3 separate regions of the Mus musculus genome follow, and regions 1 and 3 are each linked to region 2. Evidence: chromatin loops called from intact Hi-C (ENCODE). Cell type or tissue: heart. All regions are shown on one strand. Region 1 overlaps Col27a1 (collagen, type XXVII, alpha 1). Region 2 overlaps Col27a1 (collagen, type XXVII, alpha 1). Region 3 has its middle 4.9 kb from the start of Ambp.

Region 1 (5,000 bases), 77 kb after region 2:
TTCCATAGATGGAGTTTCTTGGAGCGGTGACTGGGGGCTTGGGGATTCCCCATCCTTCTTCAGGCCCAGGGAGTCTACAGGGATGCAGGGCTCTGTGTAAACTAAGGTAGGACCCTGACCCTCCCAGGGCCCAGCACTGCTGTGTGCATAGAGGCACCAGGACTGTTTAACCCAACCTTCTGTTAGCTATGGGATCTACGGAATTTCCAATGTAGACACAGAGTGGGGCAGGTAGAGAGCCTGAAGCATATCCAGAGTCATCCAACCTGCAAGGATGCTCCAGAATGTAGGGCCTTGTTTCCATAGGTAAGGAAACTGAGGTCAGAAAAAGGGATGGACTAGACTCCCCTAAGGTCAACACAGCTCCCTGGTAGGAAGCTTTCCTAGACAGTCACCCAGTGACTCTGCTAGGCAGCATGTAAGATGGAAGGCCTATCTCCTCCTGAGGCGGTGGGGACCCAGGCCGCACTGATAGAAAAACCAGCACAATGGACACTCAGGAACGTGAGGGGGCTATTGAATCAAACTGCCCAGGCTCAGCCCTCGCTCACCTCTGGCATTTACTCTGACTTTATCTAATGGAGTTGTACCTTTGGGAGGTCTCAGTTTTCTCCTTTGTAAAATAAGGAGAACTCTAGCACCTATTTCCCAGGGTGCTTGGGAAGGCTGGAGGTATCCTGTTCATGCAGGTTAGCCAGCAGAGCTCTGGGAGTGGCTGTGCCAGGCAAATTGCTAAGGAGCTCCAGACAGGGAAGGTCAGCAGAAAAGGGGTGGAGTCTCATCTGAGCTGCAGATAGAGGACTTTGCACGGAAGAACTGCCTGGCAGAGGATGCTAAGAAAAAAGCTGGCAAAGTCTGGGAACTGGGATCAGCTCGCCTGGACCTGGAATGTTGGGCCAAAGTGCAAGACCCTGACACCTGTATAGTTCCTAACTAACCCTGGGCATGCACCCCAGCAGGTTCTGCAGCCAAGAGAAAAGGCAAATCAGATGGAAGGTTCCAGAATTCTGGGCTCAGGGAGACACAGCCAGGTCTGGAAAGAAACAGGGCCTGAGTTAATTACATAACTAAAACCAACTGCTGGGCTTAGAGCTAAAAATATGTAGCAGGCAGTTTCCTCCTCTGGTGCTTGCCTGGCCCTTGTCATGAGGAAAGCTCAACCAGTCTGAGCTAGGATATGAGTGCCATTGGTCCCAGCCAGGAAGAGATAGACTTCCCTCTCAGAGGACCCTAGGCTCCCAGCATTTGGGAAGATCTTGGGCTGCAGTCCTGATATTGCTAGTCACGCCTTATCCCTGAATAAGGATGCCCACTCTACCCTGTAGAGGCCACAGCTGGGTGGGGCTGCACGGGCAGCATAAAGTGACAGGCAGGTACCATGTATGGAAGTGGCTGACCCTCAGACTTGTGCTTCCAGCAGCTACTGCAATCCAGCTGACCCTGAGCCACACTCTAGCCTGGGAGTTCAGCCCTTCTCTGGGGCCACAGAACTGTTCCTTCAGACACACAAAGCCACTATGGCCAGGCGGAAGTGGGAGGAGGTACCCCAGTGTCCCATCCTCCCACACTGGGGTTTCCAGGTCAAGTATCTGCTTATGCAGATGGACTTCAAGAGTCCCTGCCCTAGGTCACCATGCGCAGTACAAGTCGGAGGGCACAAAGTCATTATTGTCACACACCATGTGACAATGTGACCATGTGACACCATGTCCACCCCAAAAAGACACAATGGAAAATGGGTACAGAAAAGGGCAGGAAAAGGTCTGTGGCTCACAGCAAGCTGGGGCACCATGGGCAGTGGAATGCAAACTAAAGGTCATCCAGAGCCCCCAAAGGACACCCAGCACACCGTAACTTACCCGAGGACCTCGTGCGCCCGGAGATCCAGGTAATCCTGGAAGCCCAGGGGGACCCTTGAAGAGGAAGCAAGAATAGTGTGAGACAATGCCAAGGTACAGCAGAAAAATACAATCATTAGTTAATCAACAATCCTGTCCAAAAATCCCATAGCTATGAAGAGGAATTCCTTGAGTTCTCTGCCTTGGGGGACCCATGCTTATTGGTGTTCTCAGGGTCTTTCACAGTTATTGAGGCCTTGTCTTTTATCACTCAGCTAACTTGTTAGGGTGTCATCTCTTCTAGGAAGCCTTCTTGACCTCTCTCTCTCTCTCTCTCTCTCTCTCTCTCTCTCTCTCTCTCTCTCTCTTCCTTTGGGGAAGTATCTGTTTGGAAGCCTGGCTCCCTTAGCAAATGGCAGTCCCCTCAAAGGCACTAACACAGAAAATGAGTCATCCTACCCCTAGGGCTCTGCCAAATGTCTGATAACACAAAACAGCAGGCAAACTCCAAGCTCAGCCAAGTTCTCTGCAGAGCCAGGGCAGAGAAGGGACTCAGCCAAGGTCACACCAAGCATCCTCGCACCACAGAGGGACATGGAGCACAAAGGGCACATGCAGGGACTTTGAAACAGCTGGGCTTGGGGTCAAATGGCCTTGCTGCCACTCATAGCTGGGTGTGGCCACTGACATCCTGGCCTGTGTAAGGGCAAAGGTCCTTGTAGGATTCCTTAAAGACAAGAGGTAGTATGTTCCTACTGCCTCGTCTGCTCCAGAGCCTGCACTGAAATGCCCATCTGTTCCCGTGGGGTCCAGCATCATCACAACTCCCTAAGAAGTTACAGCAAACCCCCATAACTCCCTCTGCCTCAGTCTTCCAGGCTAATCCCCAGGCTCATCCTTGTTCAACAACATTTAATGTCTCCTCACTTAGTACTGAGAAAGGCCCGGCTGGGAAGTGACTGAGATACACCTGCACGGTCTCATCTCGGCTCCCTTCCCATGAAAGCAGGCAGTGGGCTGCTAACTCTGTTTGCATCCTGATTTTTGCACAGCATGCTGGGACTTCCTCCTGCCCGGGGTCTCAGCTTCTCCCTTTAAAATGCATGTAGTAACTAATGACCCATCTCTTCCACCCCAAAGAAGAAAATGAGATTAGCAAACGTGCATGCAAGAGACTGAGCCTAAACTCCTCAAAGGAAGCCAGGCTTTCTAGGAGTGCGAGGCCTGGGAATTCATTTGTTTCGAATAACCATCCACGAGATTCCAGCTTCCCTGCCCTGCCCGAGTTAGAATCAGTGTTAAAAACTGTGTTCATTCTGGCTGGCAGTGGATCGCGCTCTCACACTGGGCAGCTCGACTCTGCTTGGCTCGGCTTGGCACACTGGCCTGTGAACACTCTGGGACTCTCTTTCCCTGAGATTCATAACCCAGATCCAGACAGTGAGATAGCACCAGTTAGTCACTGGTCACTGGACAGCCCTATGAGAGGAAGAAGGGTCACAGAATGGCCTCAGGCAAGTACCAACCTGCTCTGAGCCTCTGTGTGTCCCCAGCCAAGCTGATAGTACCCTCCACCCAGTCCACATCGATTTGGGACTGGGTCCAGACCGTCCTCCTCTCTAGAGGCACAGGGTACAGCATAGGCTGGAGGTCACACAGGCACAGCACCCTGCCATTCAGAGGTGGCTTTATGCCAGCGGCTTTCGCTCCCTCGCCAAGCCTGGGTTTCCATGGCTGTCCAATGGGGATAATAATAGCTCGTCGCCACGGATAATCTATAAAACGTGCTAATCCTCGTGCCTGGCATGAAGCTGATGCTCAAATAGCATGAGTTGTTATTTCTGCTAGGCAACCCCCCTGGGATTTCCCCATTCAGCAGTATAAGCTACACACCCCTTGCTACTGTTTTGGGGAGAGTAGTGTCTTTTTTTCCAGTAGGCCCTCCTCCTTGGCTCAATTCTCCCAGGCAGGTGACCCACAACTGGAGGAAAATGCACAGCCAGACGAATCCTGAGCCTGAGCCCTTCCAATGGGTTAAAAAAAAACCAGAGACAGATCAGAGATTCAAAGCATCTTGTCTAAGGCCACACAGCTGGCTGAGAGCAGAGGGACAGGGCCACCCTGGACAACTTCTTCACAGTCAGTGCTGGACAGTTGTCTCTGACTAACCATGTGGCCTGTCCTAAATCCCTTCCCTTCTGTGGCCACCTGGAAAAAGAACACACCCGTCCTTGCAGGTGCTGGCATCTTCGAGTTGGGGTTATCAGGTAAGCGAGTAATGAGACCATTCCCATTTGCCAGAAAGCCAAGCCGTGCTGAGGTTACAACTGCAGAAGCCTGGATGTATCCTTCTGACATTTCCAGAATCTGACCTCATCTAACACGTCTACGCAGCACACCCCAGGCCAACTCAGCATCTATAGCTCATCTTGGTAAGGTCAGCCTATGGCCTGGCTCTTGACACAGCAATCCAGCTGAGACATAGCTACCACCTGCAGCCCACCAGCCAGGGACCTGGGTCACAGCTGCCCAGCCCAGCTGCAGCCATGTGCCTGCCAGACTCAGTGTTCACTTTGTTGGCTCGGCCAATGGTGGGTGCTCTGGCCCCTCTGCTCCATCTGAGTGAGGCCTGCCTTTGCACAGTGGAAAACGTGGCTGTTTCTTTCCAGGCCCACAGCCTGAGCGGGGGAGCCCAATGAATCATGAGCTGGGGTGGGATTTTTCCACTCCACACTGGAAACAAGGAGGCCTCTGAGAGAGCTTGCGTGGGGGAGGGGCAGGGGCCGCAGGCCTGTCTCTGTCCAGGGAGTGCAGGAGGCCTGGGCCAGGGTGCATGCACACACACAGAGCCATGGAAACATGAAATAGCCCTGCAGGCTTCCCCTGGTGTCCTGACCTCCTGTAGCCAGTCCATGGGGATCCCACTCTTGAACAAGACCCCCACCCCCTCTTTTTGCCAGATGCAGTGGGGCTCTGCACAAAGTGTCAGACCTGCTGACATCTGCCTCTGTCAATCAGCAGATAGGGAGACATTCTACAGACCTGGGTTCTAGGGGACTGGGTTCAAGAGTATAGGCCTGAGTGCATTGCTCTGGGTTGGGTGGGACCCTATTCTGTGCCTGTCCCTTGATGCGATCATAGATGTCTACAGAGCCCCCAGCC
Region 2 (5,000 bases):
AGTAAACTTCCAAGCTATCAGTCAAGTATCAGAATGTCCTACCTACCACACGTCTTTTCCCCCACAGCCTGTATAGGCTCTGAATTCCAGTGAGTCCACTTCAGACAGGATGTACATGCAGGGGTTCAAATCCTGGCTCTGCCTTTTCTTACTGTGTGGTCTGGGCCAGGTTCCTTTAACTGTCTGAGTCTCCCAACCTTCAAGGATACTAGCTAATTAAAGAATGGTCTGGAAAGCACTGGCATGCTGTCTGCAAACACTGAAACAAAATAGGTTCTCTCCTCTACCAGGGGCCCAGCGCCCAGGGAAGATACTCATAGTGTTTGTGGTCAAAGTCCTGAATGACCCTGAAAGATAGAGACCTCGCCAAGGGTCAGGGATGGCTTCCAAGGGCAGGAACTGTCTCTGTGTGAGGAGGACTGAAGGCACACAGGGGTATAGGAACAGGAAAGAAGGGAGAGTGTGCTCAAAACAAGAGGAGCAGGTGCAAAGGCCCAGAGGTAGGGCAAGCTCGTCCCAGGAGACGAGAAAAAAAGGCTGGGTATGGGGCTGGAGGAGATGAGGTTACAGGGCCACACGGAACAGAGTTTCTCCTGAGGGAGCAGGAAAGAGGCAAAGTAGAGAACTTCTCGGGAGGCCTGGACAGCTATGAGCATCCCTCACCCAGAGCCCCATGCTGCTGGATGCTCCACACTCACCGGGACGCCAGTGATGCCCGGGGGCCCAGGGGACCCATCCTCTCCTTTCAGCCCTTCCTGGCCCTTTTCACCATGCTCGCCATCGGGCCCTGGGTCGCCCCTGTCGCCCTGGATCGGGGGGGGGGGGGCAGGAGGAAGACAGAGAAAGAGAACATTAAAAACCAGGTCATCAAAGGCCTCAAAAACCTCAGGCAGCCTGTTAGTTGCCGACATGCCTTCGGTACCGGAGTCATCCTCACCAGAGCCTTCCCTGCTGGTACTTGTTTAGTGTTTGCTACCAATGGGGAAACTGAGGCAGAGCTAAGTCAAGCCAGTTGGCCCCAAGTAGGTACAGCTAATCTGCAGTTAGCACCAAGTCCTGGAAAACGGGGCCCCAAGGGAGGAGTTCTTGTGGGTAAGGAAAGTGTAGCAAGGACTCCCTGAAACTGAGGACTCTAAGAGCCTTACCTATGAAGCCCCTGCATGGGCTTCAGGAGCCCAAGGCTCAGGTGTCTTGGGTTCTCCACAGCACTGGTTTTGCAACATGTCATGGGTATAGCCCTTATGGGTGTGTGTACTCTAGCTCTGCATGCCAGCCTTGCCATCTTTCCCTCATGCCCTGGGCAGAGCTGAGCTGCCTGAGCTCCACCAGGACAGGGTGTGGGCTATAGTTCCAGCAGCAGTTTCAGGATCAGGGACTGTCTATCACAAGCTCATCTCCAAAGGGATGATAGGCAAGGAGATTGCAGCATGTCTGTGTGGCCTCGCTGTGACGGTTGCAGGTCCCAAGAAAGAGGGCAGAAGGTCCCATTTAGAGGAAGGGGGTGCAGGGAGTGGCCTTGGATAGGAACAGTGCTGACAACTGCACACGGGGCTCAGAGCAGCCGTGGGAGAAAGGCAGAAGGAATCTGATTTGGCCTGGCCAGGAAGAGAGAGTCAAGATACAGATGTGGTGGCTGGAGCCTGGCCTTTGGGCAAATGAGACTGGCATGTAGAGTTGTAGGTACTTTCCAGCTTGGCCTGGGGGACAGCTGTAGGTGTCACATGACACAGGCCAGCTTTGAGCAGCACTGGGCACGAGGATGGCTTGTATGGTCCCTTTCCACTGAGCCTGTCAGAGTCCCAGCACAGCCTGGCACAGAGACCTGCTGGCCCAGATCCGGCTCTCAGAGACTCCCCTGGCTCTGAGACTGAGCTTCTGGCTTGTCATCTTGGCCACCTGCTGTCTCACTTGTAGGCTGGTTGCTCCAGGTAGCCAAGCTAGGCCCAGGCCCTGGCCAGAACCAGTCTCCAGTGACTATTCATGGTCTGACTCCTACACAGCTGGAAACGGGGTTCTGTGGGGCCCATGAGAATGGGCTGTAAGAGTCTCTGGAGGTATCTGCCAAGGAGCAGAGAGCCTTCTGGGTGGCCTCTCTCAATCCTCCCAGTCCACAGATTGAAGAACTGAGTCCGTAGAGAGGCAGGGATCTGAGCTCAGGGGACCGAATCTCCCTCACACCCAGGTCACAATCCTTTCACTACTCTCAGTAACTCTGTAACTCTGGCCAGGTCCCTCGTTTGTATAGGTGGAACACAGAGAGACCGTGCATCTTACTCAGCACAGCCCGGGGCAGTGTGTGCTAAGGGTGACTGCCACCTCCACTGTTATCAACAGAGATACTGCACATGAGAGCTCTGTGAAGTGCTGCGACCATTGGAGAAGCAGCTGATTGCACAGTGGTGACCCCTGGACGTGCAGTATAGGAAGCAGTCTCTCCCAGGACCTCCCAAGGATCAGAAAGATGCTAGGCACCCAAGTGACCAGTCTAGTCCTAGGACAACGGTGTGATTGGCTTTGGAAGCTAGAGGCAAGAACTGTCAAAAGCAAGAAGTAGAGAGACTGTGCAAAGCCTGGACCTGTCCTCCTGCCCCCTGGGGCAAAAACTCCAGGACAAAAGTGGCCATCTAGGAAGGGATGAGGAGGCTGTGACCCCCCCCACCCCCCAGCTGTACCAGGAGGCTGCAGAGCTGGGGCCAAGAGCAAGCGGTTAAGTGGCCGGCAGGGGGCGCGCTTTCACTTGCAAGGAAAACAGAAGCGCTGACAAGGCACCCAGATGAAGTGTTCTCTGGTCCCTGGGTGACTGTGAGGAGCTTAGGGCACGGAAGCCTGGCTCTGTGGCTGTGAAATTGAGACTCAGAAAAGCTGAGGCGCTTCTGTAGATCTGTGGCGGGCAGGTAAGAGGGTCATACACGATAGGGGGAGTCTCTCTGGGGTTCTGGTGTGACCAGGTCAGCACAGAGAGCCTACCCGCGGAGCTTGGATTGGGGCAGGCCGGGGACTGAGGGTGGGGCTGTGCCTACTTGATACCTGCAGTTTCTATGCATCACCGACCGACCTGGGGCTCAGATGAACATCATCAGGGAACAGCAGTGCCCCGGAAGCGCCTGCAATCGGCTGATCCTTCACTCACAGCCAGACTCTGAACCTTGTCTTCCTGTGAGCCTCATTTTCCCCTTCTCCTTCGGAATGGATGTTGGGTATAAAAATACTGGGCTGTGTGTCTACAGCAAGCTTTTTAACTTCTCTGAGTCTGTTTCCCCATCTGAACATTGAATTCAAGCATCAACGGACGTGACTCATAGAGGGCACAGCATCGATCGATCGTACCTGGCAGCCTTGGGACTAGTTCCCCCTGAGTGCTGGCTTATGAACCCCTGGTGATGGTCAGAACTTTTCATCTTTAAGGGCGTTATGAAAGAGAGGATATGAAAGCCCCAGGTAGAGCAAGGGCAGCCTTGAAACCCTGCTGATTCCTCCACCCCCACCCCACCTCCCTTCCTCTGCCGGGGAGAAGCTGCTAATTCAGTGTTCTGAGGGAACTAGAGCAGGGCTAGAGGCCATTCCCAGATCCTGGCCCAGACAACTCACCTTCAGCCCATCTGGCCCCACAGGGCCATGGTCTCCCTCAAGGCCTGGCTCTCCCTGGGAGAAAAAGATGGGGAGGTATTACTGGGTAGCAGCGCAAGGGGCGTTCCCTCCCCACTTGCCAGGGTCAGGAACCCACTGGCTCTCAGAAGCTGAACAAGTGGATTTCTATGGGGCAGAAGAAGGGCCACAGAGCCTTATGGACCAGGTACCTGCTGTTGGACTGGGGAAGCCAGTTGGTAAGAATGGTTTCTGACAATGCCAACCTCAGCATCAGCAGTGTTTCTGCAACCTCAAGTAGGATCTTAGTTTCTATAGGAATCCCTTTCTTACCTGGAAAACATGGCTCTCAGGGAAGGGGATGACACACTCAAGGGTGTCAGCCACCTTGGGCCTCCTTCTGAGAGCTGAAATAAGTGTTCCTGGAACCTCATCTCACATGAGGAATGTAAGGACAATTGGTAGACTTGGGTGGGTAAGTTCTAGAAAGATGCTAAGAATGCCAAGGCCCTCTTTGATGTCCCTGCTGGTCCTCCCCGTGCTGGAAAAGCCCCAGTTCTCCAAACAGCTGCCAACCTAAATTGGTATCTCCCTCTGGTTTTAGAATTTAGAGCTGTCCAGAGGCAGAGCTAGGAGGGGACCCAGGTTGGCAAATGCAGGAATGGCAAAGATATGGCAAGTGAGCAGATGCTGCTCCTCTTGTACCCATGGCAGACATCAATAATCAATCCACCAGAACATCAGTTCCCTTAGACAGGTCTTCTGTTACTCACTCTATGCTCCCATGCCTAGTACACTGTGTGTGTTAAAGGAATACTCATCTGCCTCTCGAACTTATTGAGTCTAGATGGGGCCACAGGACCTTTCTCAACACTATTTTCTAAGGAGACTCAACTGATCAAGCTTGGTGGCCATGCACAGCTAGCATTTCTGGACTCTAAGCTCTCCTATGCTGCCTAGGGCCTTCCCTCTCTCTTTGCCTAATTTTGGATAAGTTTCCCTCTGGAGACTGGGTACTGGGAACTTGGGGCATCATAAGGAAGAGAAGATGGAGGGAGGCTGAGATGGGGTGAGGACCTGGTGCCCTGAAGACTGCACAAACTCACTCACTCTTGAGCCTTTCCTGCCCCATCTGTAAGGTGCTAAGGATACGGGCTGTGTCCTTACAATTCCCATGAGTCTACATTCACAGAGTACAGAGAGGGATGCTAGGATCTCATGGGGCTTCTTAGGGCAAGGCAATCTCATGGGTTTCATTTGGAAAGGTGAAGGCTAACTGTAGAACAGTTTCGGAAGGGGGACATATTTGAAGGAAAGTATCTGGAGGTTAAATATCTCTGTGGTGATGCTGGGTACCCAGGGAGACTAGTCAAAGCTGTCAGGACTCCTCGGCTGTTTCCACAGTTGGGGAATCT
Region 3 (5,000 bases), 150 kb after region 2:
ACCCAGGGACTTTTTTGTTTTGTTTTGTTTTTTTGAGACAGGGTTTCTCTGTTTAGCTCTGGCTGTCCTAGAACTCACTCTGTAGACCAGGCTGGCCTCGAACTCAGAAATCTGCTTGCCTCTGCCTCCCAAATGCTGGGATTAAAGGCGTGCACCACCACTGCCCAGCCAGGGACTTCTTCAGACTGAGTCATTGTCAAGATGACTCAGCAGATAATGACATCTCTCGCCCTTAAATCCTTGGGACGCATATGTAAAAGAGAGAACCAGTTTCTGAATGTTGTTTCTTGATATCCACATACATGCATGGCATGTGTATACTCACAGATGTGTACAGACATGCACACAAAATAAAGAAATAAGATGTTATTTTTTCAGAAGAAACCCTCCAGGCTTCTCAGTGAGGCAGGGCTGTATAGCCCCAGCTGGAATTCCCAGATCTAGAGTGGAAGGCAGTGGTGTAACTACTACCCTATGGATAGGGCTCTGAGGAGGCAGATCGCAATGGTCCCCGGGCTCTGGAGTCTCAGCAGGCTTTGCTCTTTCTCAGATTCCATTTGTACATCTTACAAGATATGGGAGCATGGGTGAAGTATTCACCTCTTTGAGACTCAGTTTCTTCTGTGAAGTGAGGATAAAGTTAGTTTATCCTAGAGGAAGCAAAGTGTCCACGGGGACGATAAGATTAAACGTGGATGCACCTGGATGGACCTGTCATTCCTGCAGCTGCCTAGAGAGAACTGGGCTAGCATCTGGCCTCCTGCTATTACAGATGGTGATGTTATCTCTGTTGGCTTCTTCCTTCCTTTGTGGGATGCCCTGGACACTGATAACCCAGGGACAACAGGAGCCAGTCTGAGAAGAGCCAGGACAAAGTTTCCACTGCCTTCCAAGATAGAAGCTGGAGAATCTTTACTTCTTTCTTGAGGAAAGTCCAGTGGCACTTTCTAAGGAGCCCCACTTGCCTCATGGTTGCTGGAAGGAACAACTTCCCCCCTTTCACATGTGTTAGGGTGCATTCACATGGTCAGCCTGAATGGAGAGGGCCCTAAGTGTTCCCTCTACGGAAAGACAAGCTCAGCCTGCAAAGTGCAAGACAGTGACAATATGTTCTTCCTGAGTACCCTCGAACACTTCACAAGTTCCTTCTGGGGCTCTCTTCCTGTTGCTAGATGCCGGTGTGACAAGCTCTGTCTCCAGGACAGCTGGATCTCTGATTCCACAGTGTCCCATATTCTCTCTCTCTCTCTCTCTCTCTCTCTCTCTCTCTCTCTCTCTCTCTCTCTCTGGGTGTGTGTGTGTGTGTGTGTGTGTGTGTGTGTGTGTGTGTGTGTGTGTGTACGCGCACTCTCATGTGCTTGGGGAGACCAGAAGTCAGCCTCAAGAAGAACTCCCAAGTGCCATCTGCCTTGGTTCTGAGGCAGGGTCTTTCACCTGCCTCACAACTGGCAGTGAGCTCTTGGAATATGCCTGTGTTCACCTCTCAGTACTGGCATTGTAAGTAAGCGCATGAACGAACACACACACACACACACAGACACACAGACACACAGACACACACACACACACACACACACACACACCTCTGTGGGTTCTGAGGATAGAACTCAAGTCCTCATGTCTGCGTAGCAAGTGCTATACTAGCCACCCTCCCAGCCCCACAGCGTCACACACTCTAAGCCGTTTCTTCAGATTAAGCCACCAGCTTCCTGCAATCCCAACTGACCCATCTCAGGTCCCATCCACGAAGCCCAGCTCTCTCCACAGAACGAGACCCGTGGTGGGCTTTGTCATCCATCTTTATATGCATCTTTGAACTCTGAGTCACCATCACCCCACTCCAATCAGAACAGAATGCAGAGCCATAGCAGAGAGCGACAGATAGCAAGGGTCACTAGCATTCCTGGACAGCGTGGCTAAGAGGTCTTGCTGGTTTCCAGGGCCCAGGGTTTGGGAGGTCAGCAGAGAGCCTTGGTGCCTGGGGAGTCAGAGCTGGGTTGGTAATAGTTACTTGCAGGTGGCCTCCAACACCTGATCTTTCAACCGCAGTTTCCCTCTCTGTAAAACATGGCTACCAGCATAGTAAGGTCCTGAATAGAGATTTAAGAGAGACACCTGCAGGACACTCAGGTCTCCTGGGTGTCTGACAGCCTGGGTTCCCAGTTCCTGCTTCCCAGCAGAATGCCCCAGGGACTTCAGTTTTGTTTAAGAGCCTATCTCAACCTGCAGCCCTTTACCAGACCTGAGGACTGGCAGGCCAAGGAGGAGGCTCACAGGGCAGTTAAAGCTGGTTAGAAGGAAGAAAGGAAGGCTCTATCTAACCTTGGTTTTTTTCCACAGGCCTTCCCTGCAGGCCTCTGAGCCCCTCCTTGTCTTTGCTTTCTGCAAGTCCTCTGCTGCCCCCAGGTGGACAAGGGACAGTCATGCGTATGACAATCGGGTATGGAGTCGGACAGGCTCAGTGCCATGGGCCTTAGCATTGTGGCTTCCTCAAGTCCACACGTTTGGGAATATTCTCACAAGTGTGAACCATGCATTGTTTCAGCTGTGTCACTTGAGTAAGCACTGTCCCACATGGATGTTTAGATGAAACTGCCAAAGCCAAGAGGGGAAAGGACTGCGCCTGTAGTCCCCTGCGTGTCACTGGACTCTGATACTCAAGTCTCCAGCTGGCCCCTCCATCTCCTTTTCTCGACAAGGTCTCAAGCAGCCCAGTCTGGCCTTGGGTTTAGTGAGTGGTTAAGGATGATCTTGAACTCCTGGTCCTCCACCCTTAACCCCTCAAATGCGGCCATCATGGGTCTGTGCCGCTATGCCCAGCTTATGTAGTTGCCGGGACTCGAACCCTCACACATGCCAGGAAGGCACTTTACTGAGCTAGATCACCAGCCTGGCTTTCTATTTGGCACAGAGTGGGGAATGAAAAGCAGAGTGTGGAACTCAGATGGGCCACGAGGAGCTCCTCTTTCCTCACCGTCATAGCGTCCACCCCTACTCCCACTTTCCATGGTGACTCTGAAAGGACAGCCTGTGACATTAAGCTTGCCTGCACCCACTGGCCTCTGTTCTGCCCTGTGCCCCTGAGGTCCTCACTTGTTCAGTAACAGCTTCTGATGACCGGTCCTTCCCTCTTCCTGGAAGCCGCCTGGGTACTCACTGTCTTCCAACTCTTTCCTGTCTCCCCATTGGTCTCCTGCACCCCAGATGCACTCTCGATCACTTTCTGAACATAAAGAACCCTGTGCCTTCAGGGCAAGGAGCAAGCCCTGGGCCCTGGCAATCCTGCCCGTCCCACCGGCCTAGGCACTCCCCTCTGTCTTCCATGCTCCCTGACTAGGGAGATGTTTTCAACTTAAAATGTTTTGGTGTGTATCTGTTTTATGTGCATACACATGTGTGCACACGAGTGCGAGTGTAGGAGTCAGAGGACAACATGCAGGGGTCAGGCCTTTCCTTCTACCAAATGGGTTTCTAGGATCAAACTCAAGTCAAGTCAAACTCAGCAAGCACCTAAACCTACTGCGCCATCTCACCTGCTCTGGTGTGTGTGTGTGTGTGTGTGTGTGTGTGTGTGTGTGTGTGTGTGTGTGTATGTGTGTGTGTGTGTGTGTATGTGTGTATGTGTGTATGTGTGTGTGTATGTGTATGTGTGTGTGTGTGTGTGCCTGTGTGTGTATGTGTGTGTGTATGTGTGTGTGTGTGTGTGTGTATGTGTGTGTGTATGTGTGTGTGTGTGTGTGTGTGTGTGTGTGTGTGTGTATTAGATCCCAAGTATAATTCTATCTCCATTTTCCTTTTCTTGGACTTTTGTGACTGTGTTCTCAATGCTGAGGTGACACCCCTTCTGGGACCTCATTCCCTGTGCACTCCTGTCTTCCATGTCCACTCTTGGGGTGAATCACTCCCATAGCCTCCATACCCTGCTTTAGACCTATCCTCGTTTGTCTGCCTCCTCCTCAAAGCATGTCAGGGTCCCTATCCTGTTCCTAATGACAAGCTTGAAATAAGGAGCACTTGGATAGCCATGAAGTGGGAGTGTGGGTGTAGGAACAGGTCCGTTTATGTGCCACGTGGGCTGTAAGCTGAGTGACCTTAAATAAGGCCCCATCCCCACTGTGTTCATCTGAAAACTGAGGCCTTTGGTCCCTGCTCTGCTGGGAACCCTTGAGGTTACTGGGTGGGCAACATTCTCCCACGTTCAGATCATTCCAGAATCCTGATGATGCCTATAATCTTTGCCCCGCCCCCTTCAGCTTCCACATTCTACTCTGAGAGACAAAGGAGAAGAGGGGATGGGGGTCCCACTTTCCATCCCTGTAGCCCCTGTTAATGTTTAAGAGTGGTTCAAAGTCCAGGTGGCCTCGGCTGAGGTCCCTGTGTTTGCTCTGGTTAATAATCTCAGGAGTGCAAACATCTGCAGCAAGGACAGAGAGCAGCCCTCTTAGTCATTCAGGCTTCCTCTCCCACCCCACCTTAGCCCGTGGGCATGTTGTGCACCCGGTAAATCAGCAATCTGAGCCATCCTCCCAGCTCCTCCTCACCCAAGCATGTTGTCAAATGAGTATATGGGCTTGTCCCCAATAGTCTGAGATCAGAGCTGGGGTCCCCTCAAGTGCCCTAGGCTTTCCAGCCTGCCAGCAAGTTCAGAAAGGTCATTTGGGAGAGGCTAGAGAGATGGCTCAGCAGTAGCACTGGCTGCTCTTCCAGTGACCTCAGGTTCAATTCCCAGCAACCACATGGCAACTCACAATTGTCTGTAACTCCAGTCCCAGGGCTTCTGACCCTCACACAGATGTGCATGCAGGCAAAACACCAATGAACATAAAATATAAAGAAATTATATGTACGTGAGAGGTCATTTTGGTGCAATACATGTAGCCCAGGTAGTGGGACAGACCCTGGAGTGCCCATGGACATTCACAGAATGTTTTCAAGTGTGTCCTCAAGTGATCCAAATGGCAACTGCTCTGTTCTCTAGTTTATAGATTACAGAAGAAAAA

What was found. Peaks named below come from ENCODE experiments on the same cell type or tissue, not always from the same donor. Only the 100,000 strongest peaks of a DNase experiment are listed, where the experiment ranks them.
Region 1: it touches region 2 in a loop (3-fold over the local background); 4 of 42 quality-filtered maps call a loop at or near these places.
Region 3: a loop joins it to region 2, with 4 times the contacts of the local background. A loop is called at or near these places in 30 of 42 quality-filtered maps.

What each region holds. Positions count from the first base shown.
Region 1 is chr4:63,228,705-63,233,704 of GRCm38, reverse strand. It overlaps Col27a1 (collagen, type XXVII, alpha 1), which reads right to left. Exons shown (of 61, transcript NM_025685.3): 4 at 1,860-1,913. Among named protein-coding and RNA genes, the nearest start is that of Col27a1, 16 kb to the right of the region's middle. In heart, no CTCF peak of the experiment used is centred here; DNase peaks (open chromatin) are centred at 46, 1,024, 2,364, 3,554 and 1 weaker place; H3K27ac peaks cover 2,874 bases.
Region 2 is chr4:63,305,328-63,310,327 of GRCm38, reverse strand. It overlaps Col27a1 (collagen, type XXVII, alpha 1), which reads right to left. Exons shown (of 61, transcript NM_025685.3): 36 at 3,589-3,642; 37 at 699-806. Among named protein-coding and RNA genes, the nearest start is that of Orm1, 37 kb to the left of the region's middle. In heart, CTCF peaks have their summits at 2,505 and 2,718 (motif pointing right); DNase peaks (open chromatin) are centred at 1,717 and 2,727; H3K27ac peaks cover 1,026 bases; H3K27me3 peaks cover 901 bases.
Region 3 is chr4:63,156,547-63,161,546 of GRCm38, reverse strand. It overlaps a transcript of Kif12 not described here. Among named protein-coding and RNA genes, the nearest start is that of Ambp, 4.9 kb to the right of the region's middle. In heart, a CTCF peak has its summit at 2,405 (motif pointing left); a DNase peak (open chromatin) is centred at 2,406; H3K27ac peaks cover 779 bases; H3K27me3 peaks cover 751 bases.